2 separate regions of the Homo sapiens genome follow, and region 2 is linked to region 1. Evidence: read pairs that join two places in POLR2A ChIA-PET (ENCODE). Cell type or tissue: MCF 10A. All regions are shown on one strand.

The links. ChIA-PET counts read pairs that join two places held together with the same protein. Peaks named below come from ENCODE experiments on the same cell type or tissue, not always from the same donor. Only the 100,000 strongest peaks of a DNase experiment are listed, where the experiment ranks them.
Region 2: POLR2A ChIA-PET joins it to region 1 with 10 read pairs; 5 of 35 experiments call an interaction of 5 or more read pairs at or near these places.

Annotation. Positions count from the first base shown.
Region 1 is chr16:53,774,861-53,777,360 of GRCh38, forward strand. All of the region lies in intron 1 of FTO (FTO alpha-ketoglutarate dependent dioxygenase), which reads left to right. Among named protein-coding and RNA genes, the nearest start is that of FTO, 72 kb to the left of the region's middle. In MCF 10A, no CTCF peak of the experiment used is centred here; a DNase peak (open chromatin) is centred at 1,421.
Region 2 is chr16:53,861,612-53,864,111 of GRCh38, forward strand. The region is part of intron 4 of FTO (FTO alpha-ketoglutarate dependent dioxygenase); the gene reads left to right. Among named protein-coding and RNA genes, the nearest start is that of FTO, 160 kb to the left of the region's middle. In MCF 10A, no CTCF peak of the experiment used is centred here; no DNase peak of the experiment used is centred here.

The sequences.
Region 1 (2,500 bases):
GGAAGGTACCACCATTACAACTGGCATTTGAGAACTACAAAGTGAATGGCCAGATTCTGGAATGTTATTGCCTCATGACTATGTTGCCTGCAGAAAAAGTTGAAACAGCAAGGTGATGGCCTCCATTTTATTTTTGACTTCTGATTCTCACATGCCGCCATTAAATTGGTGAAGCTTATTTCTCATCCAGAACTCCTAGCTGCAAAAGGGTCTGAGAAATAATAGTGTTTACCTTTTCATCCTCTGCACCATAGGAAGGCACAATAAGAGGAGATTGGAAGGGTGCTGAGTGCCACCATATCTACCTCTTCCCCCAGCATGTTTAAAATAAAATATCTTTACCTCCAACTCATATTGCATTTTCTGTCCAGCACAGCAACTAGCTTAGTGGGCCCTCAGTAGATGTGTTAATGACATTGACTTCCTTATTTCTTATATGGCCCCACCTTTCCTAGTCACGTGTCTTGGTACTATGTGAGATTTCAGATCCACCTGCCTACCTGTAACTCTTGATTCCTTTTCATTTCCATTGCTGTCTCCTTGTTCAGGTCCAGCTCCTGTCTGCCTGGGCTTTTGCAGTAGTCTCCTTATCTGGCTTTTGGTTTCTTTCACCGTAACCATATTATAAGTAGATTGGTGTTTAAAAATCAGAACAACAAATAACAAACATCCTTCCACTGTGCTCCTGTCCTTCTCAAAAGCTTTCTGAGGCTCCTCATTACATGCAGGATAGAATCCAGACTCCTTAGCTTGACTTTCAGGACCTTCCATAATCAGGGTGCAATCTATCATTCCAGGCTTATCTTTCATTTTCCCCCTGCTGGAACTGAATTTTAGCCAAAAGGTCTAATCACTGATGTCAGAGTGTCTTGTCCTTTACTAACTTTTCAGCTCTGCTATCCTTTTGCCTGCTTTTAATAGTCTGTTTTCTTTCTCATTTGTTTATTCCTTTGATCACTTAGGCACAGAGTTTTTTTCTCCTTTCTTCATACTTATAGCATGGTTTACTAAGGCATTTTAATTTTATTACCTATATCGTTAGTTTTCTTTTTATGACTATATACTCTCCGCTCCTTTTTATGTCGACAATGTAAATATTTGTTGTGGATTGATTTGTTGATTTTTCATGGTTTAGACATCTACTTGCTTGGGAAAAAGGGGATGGTGGAGGGTCAATCTGGGGGCTGAAGCGGTACTCTAGCTGTGTGATTTTGTCTTTTTGATTACTACTGAAATTAACTATTTGCTTTGAGCAAACTAATGCTGAGTTTTGTGGATTTAGTGTTTGAAAAGGGCCCTGAGAGGGAAAACCCTGGAGTTGAGCTCCTTATCCCCGTTTGCCAGGCTGGATGAGCTCCATGTCCATACCACTGCATTGCAGTTTGCTGAAGTGTGTGTTGTGAAATAGCAATGGAATTTGTCTGTGGTTTCTTGCCAGCGAGGAGGAGGAAGAAGGATTCTGAGTAAATCAGACATGTAAATTAGTAAGGCCCATGGGCCTTAAGCGAATTACACAATAAAGCCCAAAGAAATTCACTTTGGCTTCTTTCTGCTTTTTGTGTGTGTGAGAAGGCAGCTATTATGTGTTTGCTTTAGGCCAGAGGTTCACAAATTTTTTGGCTTCAGAACCCTTTTATACTCCTAAAAATTGTTGAGGACTCAAAAAGCTTTTGTTTATATGGGTTAAACCTATCAATATTTACTGTACTGGGAACTAAAACAGGAACTTTTAAAAGCCTTTATTGATTTAAAAATAGCAAAACCCCTTCATTACAAGTTAATGTAACATTTTTTATGAAAAATAACTCTTTTCCAATGTAAAAAATTAGCAAGAAGTGTGCCATTGTTTTACTTTTCTGCACATCTCTTTACTGTCTAGCTTGATGCTTGATTCTTATACTTTTTTGTTTAGTTGTTGAAATATGTTGTTTTGGTTGAAGTATATGAACAAAATCTGGCCTCAGACATTAATGGAAAAAGGGAGTATTTTAATTGCTTCTTCAGCTATTAAATGTAGATATTCTTCTTTGATATTATTCCAAAACTTGTCAAGTGATAGCTTCTATTTTAAAACATTTTTGTTTTTAATTGACAATAATTATCTATATTTATGGGGCATGCTGTGATGTTCCATGTACACATTGTGGCATGATTAAATCAAGCTAATTAACATATCTGTCACCACACATACTTATTATTTCTTTGTGGTGAGAATACTTAAAATCTACTATTTTAGCAAATTTGAAATATACATTACTGTTTACTAGTCAGCATGCTGTGCAACAGATCACTAGAACTTAGGTCTCCTGTCAAACTGAATTTTTTACCCTTTGACTAACATCTCCCCTTTCTCTGCTCTATCCCACCAAACTCTGGCAATTACTGTTCTGCTCTCTACTTCTATGAGTTTGACTTTTTTAGATTCCATATTTTAGGGAGATCTGTACCTGGCTTATTTCACTTAGCATAATGCCCTCTAGATTCAAGATTCATCCATGTT
Region 2 (2,500 bases), 87 kb after region 1:
CAATTTTGTATTTAGATTTTTAATATTTATTTTAGGTGAAACATCTTTCCATTTAAGTCTTAATCGCAATAGTTGCATTAAATTAAATAACAATATTTGAAATTATTTAACTGCGTTTATGCTTACTGCTAGCCTTTTTGTACTGTGATTTAAAAAAAATTCTTGATTGTTCTCTTGGTCAGCCAAAATGTAGTTTCTAATAATATTTATGAAGACTAATGGCAGGGGAGTGGTCGTGGCATATTCTTTGAGTCTTTGCATTATAGAAGAGTGACTTCCTATCCTTTCACTTGTGAATATCTGCTTGATTGGCTATAGGATTCTTAAGTATCAAACTTCCCCCTTAAAACTCTGTAGAGGCTGGGTGCAGTGGCTCATCCGTGTAATCCCAGCACTTTGGGAGGTCGAGGTGGGCAGATCAGGAGGTCAGGATTTCAAGACCAGCCTGGCCAACACAGCAAAACATCATCTACTGAAAATACAACAATTAGCCAGGTGTGATGGCACATGCCTGTAATCCCAGCTACTCAGGAGGCTGAGGCAGGAGAATCACTTGAACCCAGCAGGCAGAGGTTGCAGTGAGCTGAGATTGTGCCACTGCACTCCAGCCTGGGCGATTAGTGAGACTTCATCTCAAAAAACAAACAAACAAACAAAAAAACCACCACCAACAACTCTATGGATATCGTTCTGTGACCTCTGATATTTGATGTTGGGAGATGTCTGAGGTGATCTACATTATGGTTTCATTTTGGTAAGCTGTATTTTCTGTTTGGACATTTGTAGTATTTTATATTTAATTTTTTAACAGAATATGTTTATGTCCTTGCTCAACCATTTTATAGTGCAGACTCTGGTCTTTTCACAACCTTGGAAAACATTCTTCTAGTGTTTCTTTGATTATTCTTATATCTTTCTGTATCTTACTTTTTTTTTTTTTTTTCAAGATGGAGTCTCTCTGTCGCCCAGGCTGGAGTACATTGGTGTGATCTCGGCTCACTGCAACCTCTGCCTCCCAGGTTCAAGCAATTCTCCTGCCTCTGCCTCCCGAGTAGTTGGGATTACAGGCGCCTGCCACCACACCCAGCTAATTTTTTTTTTGTATTTTTAGTAGAGACAGTGTTTCACCATGTTGGCAGGGCTGATCTTGAACTCCTGACTGGCCTTAAGTAATCCATCTGCCTTGGACTCCCAAAGTGCTGGGATTACCGGTGTGAGCCACCATGCCCAGCCTGTATTTTACTTCCATTCTGTGATTCCTGTTAAGTACATTTGGATCTCCAGGATCTGTTCCTCATGTCTAAGGTTTTCCATCACTCATTTCTTGTATTTTCCCTGAGTTATAGGAGAATCTCTTGAGTTCACTCATCCAGCTCAGTAATTTGGTTTTTCTGCAGCATGTTTTCTGCTGTTCACTCCATCTATTGCCGTGTTAAATGAAGAAATGCTATTAAAAAAGTCAGTTGCCAGTGGTTTTTTCTGATCTCATACTGTTTCAGCTTCATGTCTGCTTACCGTATTTTCACAGATGCAGTGCCTTCTTGAATCAAGTGTCTTCTTGAAAAACTGAGAATTTTCTAAAATTTTATCATGTCAGTTCGAGTAAACTTTTTTCAGAAAAGACAGTTTTGATCAAAGTGCCTCCATTCCTTTGAACTGTAGTAATTTTGCATAGTTCTGGCAATTACTCCTTGCCTCTTTATCCTCATAGAAAGTAGACTAGTACTGGCTGATAGGCAAGTAGCTGAGATTGGTTCTGTGAGAGATTAGTATGGATTCCTGGCCAAATCCTTTACTTGAAGGTGGAAGAAGATGTGTCCTTACACAGTCATGTAGAGATTTTATAAATTGGAGTGTGCTTAAGAACTTGTTTTTGTCTTTATGTGGATGCTTGCAGTATGAGCAAACCATGGTAGGTTTTGGCCCACTCCTATCATTGCTGATTGCTCCAGTTCCTTGTTTCTGCAATGCCTGGTACTCAGAGTCATGGCTTATAACAGCAGCACATCCAGGGGTCTGTGAGTATCACAGGTTATGTGCACAGAATTCTGGCTACAGTGAGTATCACAGGTTGTGTGCATAGAATGCTCGCTACAGAGGCAAGAGCCTTGCTCTCTGAGTGCCCTGTAAGCTTCTCTTGCCCTCCTGCTCTTTGCTTTCTGAGTTAAGAGGTGAGCATTTTGCTCAGGATTTGATTGGTATATTTATCAGGCTCGCTGCTCTTTTGGAGAGACAATCACCTGTCAGCCTTCTTTGCCCTTCTTTAATCTAATTCCACCTATACTATATTCAGCGCAATCATTTGCACTTCTGGCATATTGAGCACCTTTCTCTAATATATAGTGCCAAAAGAGGTTTTGATCCATTTTTATGTTCCATTGATTGTCTCATTGAGAATCTAGGAATGGGACGGGGCCTGTGTCTATACTGGCATCTTGCCAGGAACCTTCCCCTCCCCCTTTCATTGGCTATCAAATTCTGAAAATGTTTTCAGCCATGG